Linked DNA regions of Mus musculus: region 2 is linked to region 1. Evidence: chromatin loops called from intact Hi-C (ENCODE). Cell type or tissue: left cerebral cortex. All regions are shown on one strand. Each heading gives the region's core, and the rest is flanking DNA. Links, peaks and the distances in the headings are about the cores only.

What was found. A loop is a pair of places that touch in the nucleus more often than their neighbours do. Peaks named below come from ENCODE experiments on the same cell type or tissue, not always from the same donor. Only the 100,000 strongest peaks of a DNase experiment are listed, where the experiment ranks them.
Region 2: a loop joins it to region 1, with 4 times the contacts of the local background. A loop is called at or near these places in 2 of 42 quality-filtered maps.

The regions. Positions count from the first base shown.
Region 1 is chr1:44,116,077-44,123,741 of GRCm38, forward strand. It overlaps Poglut2 (protein O-glucosyltransferase 2), which reads right to left and starts at 2,697. Exons shown (of 10, transcript NM_023645.3): 1 at 2,242-2,697; 2 at 962-1,167. The coding sequence starts at 2,423. Bivm (basic, immunoglobulin-like variable motif containing) reads left to right here and starts at 3,892. Exons shown (of 10, transcript NM_144558.4): 1 at 3,892-4,198. In left cerebral cortex, for the core only: CTCF peaks have their summits at 2,701 and 3,879 (motif pointing left); DNase peaks (open chromatin) are centred at 2,814, 3,317, 3,862 and 5,285; H3K4me3 peaks cover 3,633 bases; H3K27ac peaks cover 2,137 bases.
Region 2 is chr1:43,819,791-43,827,455 of GRCm38, forward strand. All of the region lies in intron 1 of Uxs1 (UDP-glucuronate decarboxylase 1), which reads right to left. Among named protein-coding and RNA genes, the nearest start is that of Uxs1, 4.2 kb to the right of the region's middle. In left cerebral cortex, for the core only: no CTCF peak of the experiment used is centred there; DNase peaks (open chromatin) are centred at 3,810, 4,362, 5,824 and 6,151; H3K4me3 peaks cover 1,185 bases.

The sequences.
Region 1 (7,665 bases), core at 1,744-6,743:
ACAGGCATGTGCCACCCCACCTGGCAATCTTAGTGATGAGTATAAGTTACTTAAGTAGATCATTCCTTCAAGAATTACCTATGACTACATATTTAACTTGATTATTCAGTCAGGAGTTACAGTCAGTCTTGAATTGTAATGTGGGTGCTGGGAACCAAACTCAGGTCCTTTGGAAAAGCAGCCAGTGTTCTTAATCACTGAGCCATCGCTTCAGCCCTGGAAATTCTTTTTTAATCCTAAGATTTACACAAACATGAACACAAAATAAATAAGAAGTCTGAAGTAGTACAACAGATGGTAATCATGATTAAGTATGATTTTTTTGAGACCGTTTCAATTTCATATGTGCACATACATATGAAATTATTTTATACACATATGTATATGTCATATCTTATTGTAAGCTGTGTTCCAAATGGTTTATTAAAACCTTGTTGTAAATTATGAATTAAAAACCTCCCTAGTGGCTAAACATTTCTTATTCTACATTATGTGTGTGTGTATCTGCTTATGCACGCATGAATGCAGGTGCCTGTGTAATATAGATATCCTCTTCCATGAAACTGGAGCGCCAAGCGGCTCTGAGCCTCCTCACATGGGGGCTGGATCCAGACTTGGTCCTTTGCAAGTGCTTTTCACTGCCGAGCCATCTCTCTAGCTTTTTTTTTTTTTTTTTTTTTTTTCTCTCTAGCTTTTTAAGTTGATTATTCTCACAGGTGTGTCCTCAAGGAGCAACTTTTCTAGTAATGTTTCTTGGTCTTTAGTGAATTATAATCCCCATGTAAATAATCAATATCTCTCTTTTGCCAAGTTGCCTAATTTAGTTTTCAATTAGAAAAACATCTAGTTTTTTTTTCCATTTAGTGAAAAAAGTATGCTAAGTTTTTGATAGAATTCTTATTGATGGAATGACATGCCTTTTTGTATACAAATCCTACCATAAATTTTTGTTTCAAAATACCTCTTAAAACATAAGGAGACTCGGCAACATGTTGCCCATGGTGTTTAACCTCTATCTTCAGATTTCTGTAGCTGGCATACATTCTGTATCTTACTATGAAGGAACCGTCCTTTCGATCTAAAACCTGGACACCAACTCTCGTGAACTGCTCATCGGGTGCTGAGATTTTAACCTGGAACACCTTTTCACCTGGAGAAGATGTAAACCTGTTATGGAAAACAATGAGAGATGAGGGTTATTTTTAAGATCAAATGCACGCTACTTATTCTCTTTAATGTGTAAAGGTTGGACCTTCTGCTTTATCCTGATTTTAAGATATTGTTGTTCGATTACTCTCTTAGGCTTTTAGGACCAGAACCAATATGATAGAACAAAGATAAAAAAGAAAACAATAATAACATAAAATAATTTCATTAGATAGTTGCCAGGAGATAACACTTAAGACTAGCAATCTATTTAGCATACCAAACAGAGCACTATCAGTGTACTATTATTAATTCATAACCAACACAGCTGGCAATTTGTCATTTGTAACATGTTTACTTCAAGGATGACCTTATTTGAAAAATTGTTCTTAATGGCTTAAAATACAATCCAGTACTGTGGGGCTAGGGAGATAGCTGAATGGTTTAGAGCATTTACCATTATGTAAAAGACTTAGTTCAGTTCCTAGTATCCATTGTCCTTAAGGCTCACAACTATCTGCAGTTTCAGCTCAAGGAGATTCAAGGCCCTCTTCTGGCTTCCTCCAGCACTTGGGTGTGAGTATACACCCTACCCACATCATGTAATTAAAATATTACTACTAATAAAAGTCTAACAAATATACCAGTACTCTAAATTATGTTTAGTTATGGGGGAAATCAAAATAACTGGTCATCATGTTAGTAACACAAGTGTTTTGGACTGAATATTCCTGCATTTTGAATGCATTTAGTTTCTAGTGTTTAGTTTTCCCATTTAAAAATAACGGAGATTTGTTTAGCCTCAATTCCCATCTAAACAGCCAAGAAGAGAGCTGTTATTTTAGCAATATTATTTACACTATACATATTTCAGAATTATTAAGTCACAGAGAAAAGTTGATTTTGAAGGAAAAGTCTATTATAACCAGATGTAGACAGCACTCGAGAATTCTGGAATGTAAATGGACAGCAGTAAAGACGAGTCGGGGCATATAAAGATGAAGGACAAAACCAAAATAAACAACAGGAACAAAAACCCCTCGAGTTATTTTAAACCGCGATCTCAAATAGTTGAGGAGTCATTTCTCCACTTACTGTTCCCCTGAGGTATCCACCGCCCGAATGTAGAAATAGCGGGCAGGAAGGACCACGTGTGCTTTTAGCCCGGGTCCCCATATTTCGCTCTTCTCTGGGCTCAGCCTCCTCTCTCCGCCGGTCTGGGCAAGTGCTGGCACAGTCCCCAGAAAAAGGCAGGAAAGCAGCGAAATGCTGAACATTTACAAGACCGAGTCTTGGAAGATCCACGAATAAATGCAAACGTGCTAAGTGGACGGAGCTAGCCTGGGTAGGTAGGAGGACGGTGGTCAGTCCTAGCAGCAGTCAAAGTCCCTAAAGTGTCGCTTGACGTGCGGGGTCCGCGCGTGGGACTATGCTGTGCCCAAGAATGTCACAACCCGAGCGGTGGCATGTCCAGGAGAAGGATGCCACACGTTCTGCTGAACCTGGTTAAGAACCGCAGGCTCCACTTTCTCCGGACAATGACAAACTTGTGTTACTCTTGCCACTAGAGCATCACTTTGGGAACGAATCCGTCGCAAGTTCTAGCCAAGGTGAGAGGAGAAGGATTGGCCTGCGCTGTGACCAGTCTTAGTAAAGTCTTCTGCTAGTGGATGAGTGGGTCAGAGTGGAAAACGCGTCCCGGGCCCCTTAGCTTCCTGGGATATGTAGTCCGCCATAGGACTAGCGGAAATCCTGCCAGGAGTTCACCCCCAACTACTTTCGTCCCTTCCCTCCGTCCCTCACTCTCCCTCCTCCTTTCTCCCCCCCTACCTTCCTTTCTACTTCTTTTTTCAACTTTGGAGCACGGCTTTCTGGCAACCTTAAATACTACAGTTGCGCAACTAGCATGTCTGGAGTCACAGCAAAGATTTCCCAACTTATATTTTGTTCAAGGTATCCACCGCAAATGGCAGGTATATAGTAAACGCTGAAAGGGAGGCTAGGTGTTATCAATGATACCCAGTCACTCGGTGCTATTCTTGTGCGCTCAATGGGACGAAAGATTCTGGGCCTTGGGTAGGAGACTTGAGGATGCAGATCTGGTGTTGCCTTCCAGCACCAGAGTTCCGGGACCCAACAGGAACAGAGGTATTCCCCAGCGGAGGGCCTAGCCCAGGCACTGCGGTGCGCTCCGCCTCTCCGTAGCGCCGTCACTGCCTCGTTGCAGGACAACCCCCACCCCCACCCCCACCCCGCCGCGCCCCTGGAAGGATCTGGGTCGAGCTGAGTCTCTGAGGAGAGATGTAAGGGATAGAAATCACCAGAAGAAAGCTCGGCCTGAGGGGGGTGCATCCGTGGGTATCCCTGTACTCTCTTCAGGAGCGGGTCTCCACGCTGCGCTAGCGGATCCCAGGCACCCGGCCTGCAGTGGCCATCCTCTCTTTGCACCCTCGCTTCTCGGCCAGTGAGGTCAAGAGGAGTAGCAGGCTTTGTCCTCCCTCCACGGGGTAAGGGGCGTGGAAAACATAGACGGCCTGGTTGTGAGCCAAGGCAAGGGGATTCTTTTTCCCCCTGCCCCCCCCCCCCCCCCGCTATTGTTATTATTGGTGATATAATCATTCATCGCGGCCTCCCCTCCCAGCTCTCAGGCTGTCACTGTCTGCGTGCCACCAGCCTCTCCAGTCCCTAGCGCGTAGGAAGCGGCCCCCTTCAGGCCTGCGCGCTCCCCCTCCTGGCGAGCCTTTTCTTCCGGCTGGGAGTGAGGGAGCAGGCCGGGAGGAGGTTACAAGGCTTTAGATCTGGTCTTGGCCAGTGGGGACTAGGGACGCCTGGCACTGGGTTGGCCACCGCAGGACAGTAGTGGGAACCCGGCACAGTAGCGCTGCAGCAGTTGCACTTGCAACATCCCTGCTCTCCCGGTTCTCCTCCACCTGCACCTTTGTCACCTTCAGGTGCTTCGGAGCCTCAAAGAGGGGGCAGTGGGAAGTCTCCTGGCTCCTCAGAGTCTGAACTCCAGAGGGCATCATGTGCTGCATGAATCTCATACTCACAGGTAGGCCTCCCAGGTCTGGTCTGGTAGTCTAGGCAAGGGCGCTGATAGAAAAGGGGGGCGGGGGGGGCACCTGGCTGCTGTCTTAGCAGCTCTTATCAATCCTCAGCAAAACACTTTTCTGGGTCTCAGTTGCTTTCTATGCAGAATATTGATTATACTGTTTGTGATATGTGGAAGGCTTTACTGAGATTTTATTGGATGTCTAGCTCTCTACTGAATGTGATACTTCAGCATGTAGACACGAAAGGCACATAAATGGAAAAGAATAAACTCAGGCAATCGATATCGGTTTTGCAAACAGTATGTTTATTTGACAGAATTGTTCATTCCAAAGACTTTCATAAGTCATTCCTCTAGTGCCGTCCTAGAAGCTTGGGGTTTATATTGCTTATGAGATACTGTGAATAAATTGAGTGGTATTCCGCAAGTCCTAATATGTTAATCAAAACGAGGGAGAACAATTTCAATAATGCCTAGTGCATTGTAGACACCTAAAAATGTTTGTTAGACCTGGCTTCTACAAGACTAGGCCTGGAGATGCAATTTCAGGAAAACTAGACTTTCAGGAGTTAACCATTTGTGTACACACACACACACACACACACACACACACACACACATTTAGAAAGCTTAATCATATTCTAGAAAGAAAAGTTCCTCACTATGGATAGGGTATCTGGCCTAGTTAGAACAGCAAAAAAAAAAAAAAAGTTCTTCAGAAAGTGACATTTGAGTATAACTTTGAAAGATGGATGAGAATGAATAATTAGTAAGGGGCTACAGGAAGACAACATTCAGAAAACCAAAAAGTAATGTGGAAGGACAGAAGAAGGTATGTAGGGTAAGGAGTTGATCTTTTGCTTCAATAGCTGAGGGCCTTAGGCAGAAAATTTCTATGAGGATATATATGTAGCAGACTTTACTCTTTGATGTCTATGCAGGGATCAGACTAGAAAGAACAGCTCAAAGGGTGGGTGGCATGAAGTTATAAGCATAAAGATAAAAGCAGATATAAACCCCAGATAGCTGCAGATACAGTGCTGGACAATCAATCAGCCTTCATAACTCCGTTTTCCCTGAGACTACCATTGCATCTTACTAGAATAATCTATGCCTGTAATGGTCTTGTTTCCAGTAGTTGTGGCTTTCTTCATTCTAAGAAAGCAGGCTCTGAGTGAAGTCCTAAGGATACCATAGCAGAAGCCCTTCAGAGTTTAACTACAAAGGGTGGAGATGCAGATCAGTCACGGGATGCAAAGAAGTAGAGTGCCAGCATGGGTTCTGGGTCATTCTTTTTCATTTTCTGTGAATATCTTCTGATATTTCATAATTTTCTACAATATACTTTGTGTCATCAAACCTATAAATATATGTATTTTCAGAGATATTCACATAAAACAGTGGTTCAAATGAGGAAATGTTGATATCTTTCATTTTCAGTGACAACTATGTAAAATCTTCAGGTAGATGGCAGGTTTGTTTGTTTTTTTTTAAGATAAAATGAGAGCAAAGAGATTATTTTTATTCAGTGACCATTGCTTAAAGCATACAATCCAAAACCAGATGGTTGCATGTTTTATAAATCAAGTGTTTTACTCTTAACAGCTTCATCTCCTAGCAATTTCCATTGTATTTTTTCATTCATAAATGAACCTGTTTCCCTTGGCAATGTTATTTGGTTAGCTTTGGTTATTTGAGCTAGGGTCTTGCCCGGTGTGTACTGGGCTAGATCAGAAGTAGCTGTGTAGTTTAGTCTAGAGTAGATCTTGCAGCAGCTCTCTTGTATCTGCATCTTGAGTCTTGGAATTACAGAAATGGGCTACCACGTTCTATTTTGACCATACTTTTTTTCTTTCCATATGTTCCAAATGAGCATAAAACCATCAAACTCTGGTACATTGTACTAGTCCCATAGGCAAAATTATATTCAAGGTGAGCGAGGCAGTGATGGCAAGGTAAGGTTAATGTCGGGTTGTGATCTACAAAAGGTAGAGCCTGGGGTGCCTGGGATGTACTGAATCAAGCTTTCCCACTGCCCCAGCTGACCATCTGTTGTTTCCTATCGTTCCACACCCAACCACAGACACATTATACCCCTCTACCACACAGCTTTTAAAGAAGAACGTGAGCATCACAGACAGGAAGTGGGCAATGGAGAAGTGGAGAAACTCAGTGCTCAGAGGAAAGGAAGCAGTGTGGTCTGCAAGCCTCATGCACTGTACATCCTTTGAGTCTTCTTCCACTGTCACCATCACACCGCACACAGAATGAGGACAAAGGAGAGAGCTCAGACACTACTTGTACACACACTAAGACCTTTTTACCAAACAGTATTTGAAAGGAAAGCACTGCAGATGCCAGCTTTGGTGATAATGTACTTGCATCCTGTGAGCCACTGTTAACTGAAGATGAGAAAAAAGCGGACGGGAAGTTGTGAGAAGGTGCATCTCATAAGGGGAGCTCACTCTGCACAGATAGGAGTTCCTTCCTAGGACTGTTTCCCCTTAGATTCCATAATGGTGAAAGTGCCTTCACCCCTTCCATTCAGAAGATACTGGAGATTCCGGTTTATCATCACATCTGTTCGTTAGAGACTCAGACAGGCTTGTGCCATTCAATTCTTTTATAATGGTTATTAAACAAATCATAATCTGTGATTATTTTCATTTCTGATGAGGAGAGAGATTAATAATGGATGGGTTTAGTCTCTCATGCACTGCGCGGTCACTGGAGCCTGGAAAGGCAGATCTCGCCCTGCATTTGGTGGTTGGTGAAGGTGATTTGAACTGTGGAAGCCTGGCTCTAGAGGTTTCAGAGAAGAATTTTAATATGTAGCCATAATATTTTGGTGAAGAATGTGGCTGCTTTTTTGCCCTTGTCTGAAGAGTCTACCGGAGGCTAAGGTGAAGAGATTTAGATTAATTCCTTTGTTAAAGGAAATCTCAAGACATCCTGATATAAATTCTGTTGAGTGGTTACTAAACTTCTCTCTTACAAAGACTGTTTTAATGAAAAGAAGCAAGCTGAGAAAGGAATAATATAAAATATATGGTTGCAGTATTAAAAGGGGCACCAGGAAGTGAAATGGAGCTGAATCCTGTGTTCATGGATATTAAATTGAATTAATGGGGTGGTGACTTTGAGGCAAGAGTCCATCCAGCTAAATTTAGGTCCAGGCATGGTAGTATACAAGCCTTTAATCCCAGGAGTCAAGGCAAGCAGGTCTCTGAGTTTAAGGCCAGCCTAGGACAGAGCAAGTTCTAGGTGAAGAAAATCTTAAGTGCAGGCATGGTGGCATATACCTTTAATTTCAGGAGACATCTCTGAGTTCAAAATCAATCTACAGAACAAGTTCCAGGACAGCCAAGCTTAGGAAGTGAAGGAGTTGGAAAACAAAAAGCTGGTAATAGAATATGGGGGGAGGGGGGGAAGGGGGCCATGTTCTAATCCCAGCATGCAGCAGAACT
Region 2 (7,665 bases), core at 1,317-6,316, 300 kb before region 1:
GTTTCTCTGAGGCACTTGGCACTCTATCTTAACCAAGTTCTAAAGAACGACATGAGAAATAGGAACTATTGATAAAACCCTGCTTCTGATATCAAATGCATGGACTTTTTCTACTCCAGGAAACCACTCACCAACTCTCTAAATGCTAACCTGGATTCCCAACAAAAGAATTTATTCTGCCACCAGGACCTCACAGGCAAAGGGCTTTAGACTATGGAGCTGTTCTCATCTGAAAAACCTTCTTCGATCTGAGGCTTTCTGTACATCAGACTAACTGCAAACCAAGAGTTCCTGAGAAAACATTCCTGTCACTCAGAATTTTCCAAGGGTTTATTTAGGACAACTGTGCTGAGACTCCAGAACAAAAACAAATATATCCTTGTATTCTATCACACCAAGCTTGAGACACTGTCATTTACAACACAAAGGGCGGTTAACACCCCAATAGAGAGACTCTCAACAAATGAGAGGAAAGTGTATTAAAAACTCAACGGAAAAGGCATATCAACAGATTTCAAACATCTGAAACAAAAAAAGTACGGATTAAAACTATGAGGAATAGTGTTAGGTGGTGTCTTAATTAGGTGTTCTATTGCTGGGAAAAGACAACATGACAAAGGCAACTTATAAAAGGAATCATTTAATTGTAAACTTATAGTTTCGAAGGACGAATCCACAATCATTGTAGGGAGCATGACAGCAGCCAGGCAAACATGTCCCTGAAGCAGTAGCTGTTGAGCACTTACATCTGATCCACAAATTAGAGAGCAAGAGACTGGGAACAGCTTAGGCTTTTGAAACCTCAAAGCCCACCACCAGTCCAACAAGGCCACACCTTCTAACCCTTCCCCCAAGCAATTCCACCACCTATATGGGAGCCACTCCCATTCAAACCACCAAAGGTAGCTAGCTAGCTAGGCAGCACTCACAGAACAATCCCTGAAGCCAAGAGAAGAAAGTTTAAGCCCCATCTCTGGCTCTAGATAGAGACTTGTCCTTCTAAACATCTCCAAATTATACATTACAAAGACACTGTGGCTTGCTTAAGAGTTAATTCAAATGGGCCTGTCAATCACCTGGCCAGAAGACCACCCCTTCACCCTTCAGGAAAGGTGACAACAATAACTCACCCTTTAACGAGATGTATGTATATGTATATCCCAGAGTCCTTCCCTCCAAGCAGGTGCTTACGCAACCTTACAGCTAAGCCCTCTAAGCTTGTTGGAGTTCTAACTCAAGTGTAGCCTGTTTTCTCCCCCTGATTTCGGGATACTGGTCAAAACCGGGACACTCTGGGCCTTTTTATTATCTCTGAAGAATCTGCCTCTGCCTCCTCACTCTCCTCAAGCTGCTTCATTACTAAGCCTGCCTACTTTCTGCAGTCTAACTCATAAACTGTAACATCTTTCTCCCCCAGATCCTAATCACCTGAAGATCCTGTTCACTCATTCTCTAAAGAAACCCCAGCTCCACAGTGCAATTATGTACAGCCTCCACCACTGAGCTTCTCCCTACTTTCATGACTTTCTCTTTTCCTCTTCTCTAGTCCCCTCTTCCCAGTTGCTGTGAGGATTTATAGCTTGCCTGCCTTGTTGTTTTCCTCTCTCTAATAAAATGGTCCAGTCGGGCAGTGGTGGCGCACGCCTTTAATCCCAGCACTTGGGAGGCAGAGGCAGGTGGATTTCTGAGTTTGAGGCCAGCCTGGTCTACAAAGTGAGTTCCAGGACAGCCAGGGCTATACAGAGAAACCCTGTCTCAAAAAAAAAAAAAAAAAAAAAAGTCCTTGAACTTCTTTTTGAGTCTATGTTAAGTACTTTTATCAGTGAATCTAAAAGCCTACAAAAGGAAACTATGATTCCCATTTTCACACTTGCATTTAAAAAAAAATGCAAATATGCCCCTGAAGTTAGGGCAAGTCTCACAGAGCTGGGGGAAGCCTGTACAGAAGTCTATCAGCTGCAGCAGCATTTGGAACCCTACCCTCTCTGCTAGGATACAAATAGAGTACTGTTCAGAGGATTACTACACATCAATAAAAACAGGTGGCCTCCACAAATCCTCAAACATCTTTTTATTACCCTCTCTCATCTTAACAGGATGGCAGAAGACATTTCTCTTGCTCTAAAGCCAACTAAATTTTGGCAACAGCAGTCACTTACTGGAAACTAAAACACAGAGTAAGAGAAAAGGGAAGGACACAAAGTTTGTTCCAGGAAGATAACAGTAAGTGCAGAAGGATTAACTAAATTAGAAAATCACCACCTGCAAACCTCCCATGTAAACAGTAGACCAGGCAGGAGAACCAGATACTTGCCGCCTCAAGAATCACCTTACAGTGATGTTTGGGACATGCACTTGTAAGTGAAGTCATGTGACAGCTAGCCCTTCCAACAGATCACCAACAGAAGAACCAACTCAACACTACTTGTCCCCTGATAGATATCAGTTAGCAAGCATTAATTTGGAAAACCGTTTTTGGTGCTAGACAACCACTATGCCACTGAGCTATATTCTCAGTCCATAATAGAATGTATAGCCAAATTTAATAACAACAACGAAGCAATCAGATTCAAAATTGAAGTGTTGTATAGGACAAATGATGTGGGCTTTAAATTTCAGAAATGGCAAATGTTATAAGAAATACTTGTGTGCACGCGCATGAGCGTATGAGTGAGTGTGTGTGAGTGTGTGTGTGTGTGTGTGTGTGTGTGTGTGCGTGTATAAGATCATTCCAGAAATTTATGAGACACAGCAACCAAATGAAATGCAGAGGATCCACAGACTTGCTGGCCAGCCAGCCTAGCACATCAGTGAGAGGCCAGTCTCAAAGACAAGATGGAGTGGAACTGAAATGCTCCATCACCTTAGCCATGCCTAATTGCCAAACCAGATGAAGAGAAACCCAGAGGAACAACTTAGCTTACGTTCACATAAGAACACTGTCCCAAAGGTGAGGCTCAGCATGCCCGCCTCGTCCCTGGCAAGCTGTGGGCGTGGCCACTACTCAAGCCCATCAAGCAGAGAGGGCACGAGGTAGACCTTGACATTTTCCAGAAACACTAGAACTGGCTGCACACTTCTCAAACAATACTAGAAGCTGGGAAGGAATAGGAAATGCTTTCAAATCCTTGAAATAAAAAAATTCTTTTCTTTTACCTTTACTCAGTCTCTAAAGTGTCAAAGTACCTGATTAGAGGCAGAGCCAAGCAGATGGGAACATTGAGGCTGGCAGCCTTTTCCCATCCACACTTCCGGAAAGTGCCAATACAAGGATGCCTAATACTGACAGTCTAGACAAAAACAACTGGGAAAAAAAAAAAAAAAAAGTAAAATCAGATCTTACACGGAGAGAGAAAGTACATTTAAAAGGGCAGGAGAGATAGCCAAGAGCAAAACCACAGGACATGGCTCTCCAGCAGCATTCAGTCACACACACAAACACCAAATGATCAAATACACTGTGGACATGCGGATAGGGTGAGCAAGTACATGGTGGAGGGAAAAGAAAGCAAACACCCGATCATTTTCCAAAGAATGAAGTCATGAATTTCAGCTTCATCTGAAACAATCAAGAAGCATAAAATACAGAAGTATAATAAGACCAAAACCATAAAAATTATGAGCCAGAAGTAGGGTGTCTATTGCTAAGTGCAGGAGGATGACAGCAGATGAGGCTGTTGACTAACACACCTTGCAGAGATTATCTGACTACAAGCCTTGCAAAAACTTATCAGATCTTTTTCAATTCTATCCAGGCCAAAAACCAAAAGCACTATGGGCAAGCATTCTGAACCTGTGCCAGCTACATGGAAGGTTGCAGTGAATTTCAATTCATTCCCTTAGGGAGTTACGGGGCTCTTTCAATGTGCACTGCCTTAAGAACTACATGGCCTGATGCAAAGGCTAGGAAAAGAATTAAAGTGCAATGCTAAGTCAGCCTAGGGTGACATACATGAACTACCCTGACACATAAGCTGCATGAGAGCAAGGACAACACATCTACTACAGCAAGAGCGAAGGCTGGGAAAAGATGACGACGCAGACAACTTGAGCTCTGCTGGAAGAAAAAAAACAGTTATAGAAAGCAGACTAAAGATGATGGTGTTATAATTGGGAGTATTTGTATATTGTTACACAGAGGTAACATCAAGTTCTATTTTAACAGAAGGATAGGATTATTAGTAAGGAGAAACAGAGATTAGAAAAACGCAGGCATATCAGAACTAGATAATAAAACTTCACTGCTAAAGACAACATGCTTTGGCTGCAGAACATAGAGAAATCAAGCTGGAAATGATGTGAAGCCATCCCCCCACCATTCCCTGATGGCACATGCCTTTAATCCCAGCACTTGGGAGGCAGAGGCAGGTGGATTTCTGAGTTCGTAGGCCAGCCTGGTCTACAGTGTGAGTTCCAGGACAGCCAGGGCTATACAGAGAAACCCTGTCTCACAAAAAAAAAAAAAAAAAAAAAAAAAAAAAACACCAAAAACGAAACCATCCTCCCTGTTAACTACATTTCATAGTGGCAAAGGGTGTTACACAGGCTCATAGATGGTATCCTTGCAAGAAACCCTCATGCTATAATACCAACCTTCCATGTAAGATGTGTCAGTGTTGCAAGGTCACAAAACTTATAGAGAGCAACCCAACTGCCCTGGATTGGTTTGAAGCCTGCCCCACAAGACTGGATTCAGACCTAGTGCTATAAACTTGGTTAAAAGGCCATGGCTCAGAAGCAGGCTCCTAATACTGTGTGTGGTACTGCTCTGCTAAGAAAGCACGTTGTCCAATTGCTTCTAAATATGTATGCTCAGACCCACAGGTTAGTGTTGCCCTCGACCTTGGCCAGAGTAGCTTCTCTCTGGCTCAGCAGTTAAGAGCACTGACTGCTCTTCTAGGGGTCCTGAGTTCAATTCCCAGCAACCACATGGTGGCTCACAACCATCTGTAATGGGATCTGATGCCCTCTTCTGGTGTGCCTGAAAGGTGCAACAGTGTACTCACATATATAAATAAATCTTAAAAAAAAAAAAAAAAAAAAAGATCTGTCACTGTGCAGACAATCAGTCCCTCCAAGTGCTCAGCTCTAAACAAGTCTCTATCATCAGGCAATATATTAGAGAACAGGAGGCCAACCAAAGGGCTGAAGGGTGGGGAGGAGCACTGTGAAACACTGTCTTTAGGAAACAACACAACCACTGTAACCATGAACTCCCTGCAGCTGCAGTTACCTACGCAAGATCAAGTCAACAAGATGGGTCAGCATTGAATGAACTCAGTGGGTTACTAACAACAAAAAAGAAGGGGCTTGGGGTATCTAGAGGAGAGGAAAGGGTGAGTTGGGGTGTATATGAAACATTGTTTACATGTGAATTTGTCAAATAATAAAAGGTATTTTATTTAAAGAGAAATCACAGGTGCCACCAGACTACATTTCCAGCATCCTATTATGACCAATCAGCAGCTCTGTAACATTTTCGTGGCAAAGCAGCTCAGACTTACTGCTACCTCTCATTACTAATATTGTCTCCAACCAGCCTTTAAATCCTCACAGTATACTCAACACCCATTCTCTGAGCTGCCTGCTCTAGTCCTTGCCTGCCTGGGTAGCATCATTGTTGTGCTGCGATCTGACACTCCCAGAACACTGCTCTTCCATGCATTACTAGACTACTACTATTTGATCTTCAGTGCCAAAGGACCTCCGCAAGTGCTGCTCTTTCTGGAGCATTCTCTCCTGTTAACCCCTACATATCCTTCATTCTCAGCTCACATCCTGGCTTCTCAGGGAATCCAACACACTTGATTTCTAACCCATCCCCTCCCACCACATCAGTTTGTAAACTTAACCTTTTTTTGACATGAGTACTGGACTCAGGACCTTCTCTTTCCAAGCAAATGGTTCTCAAAGCGCTGTCTCCCTCAGAAGGACTTCTGGGTTGCTGAGACTCTGAAGCCACCCCAGACTACAGAGTGAAACAAATATAAATAAAAGACAAACAAGAAACTACTCGATAAACCAAGCTATTGAAAATGGAAATTATCAGGCCACATCCCAGAACCGCTGAACACAGAACAAACTGTTTTAAAACCCTACTGGATGACTCTGATGCACTCAAGAGTGTGCTGAACTACTGGGTCTATGTTCTGTACCATCAAGGCAAAACCCTGATGTTTCTGCACTTCATGCTGTGCCCTGTTACCACTGTCTACAACTGACAATGTTAACAACTGAGAGAAACATGATGGTCAAATGAAAACTCTTGCTATAGCTTCATAAATTCCCTATTATCAATTCTAAACACCTATGCCTCACTTCGGTATCCCTCCCTAAGTAAATCAGCCCTGAAATTGCTATCCAGAGACCTGACTTCTAGACCCAGATCACTGCCTTTCGGGCTGGAATGAATCTTGGCCCTCTAAGATTGATAAAGGTGCTAATCCCTCATGCTTTTAATTTTCTCACCCATAAAACACTATTACTATTCATATTTACCTGTATTACCCCTGGCAGGATAAGGATCATACCTATACATACAGTTAAGCACTCAGCTAACTTAGGCATTACTAATAAAACAGTAATAATTACTCAGCTGTAAGGGGTCTTTTTCTTGAATAATCATCTTCTTCAATACAGACCACACTTGAAGTTAATTCTTCCTTCCTTGCTGAAACCAATCAAATCTACCAAGCCACCCAGATCTAAAACTTCTCCTAGCAACCAGAAGCCTTTCCAGAGCTTCCTGGCTGCTGCTGCTGCTGCTGCTGCTGCTGCTGCTGCTGCTGCTCCTCCTCCTCCTGCTCCTCCTCCTCCTCCTCCTCCTCCTCCTCCTCCTCCTCCTCCTCCTCCTCCTCTTGCAACAGCTGAGCTGTAGCAGCCAGTCTGCATCCTACTAACACCATCATCCCATCAGTTGAACCCACGTTCCAAAGTACCTACTCACCTGGGAATCAGACCCTGGAAACTCAATCACTTAGCAGTTTTCATTCGAGTATGTTTGCCTGGGTGGCCAGGATTCAGAAGGAGCTCACTCACTCTGAGAGCTATTTTTAGCCCAATTTTGGTACTTGGTAAAGTAGTAATAGCTGTTATATCCAGTTGCACAGAGCAAAAACAAACAAACAAACACCAAAAAACTAGACTTTGCCTTCTCTGAGAAGCTGAGGGCCCCTCAAGATAAACAGGCTAAGGATCCAATTGACACCCGCCCCGCCTGCCCCCTATGCTGTGCCTCCTTCCGCGACACGCTGGAGGAGTACCTGGTGGCGCGGGAGGAGAGTGGGGAGCGGGGAGTGTGAGACAGGATATCAGAGCATGGCCACACAGGGCATCCACGGAGAATGGCAACACTCAGCTGCTGAGTAATTTTCCTGCGGAGCAAACAGTCGGAGCAGGGACCCTGCCAATAGCTATAATATTTTTATCCTACTTAACCAGCACCGTCCCCAAGGATGTCCCCGCGCCGCACTCTCCAGGTTCACCCTAACCCTAACCCTGGGTGCTGTGGACAGCACAGCACAGCGGTTCGGGTCAGTACGAGCTGGCGGGCGCTGCGAGGTTGGCCGAGTCCGCAGTGTCTACAGCTCGGGGAACGTGTCCACCGCGTCCCGGGCAAAGGCCCCAACACCGGCCACCGGTCCGACGCCGGGCCTACGCGGAAGC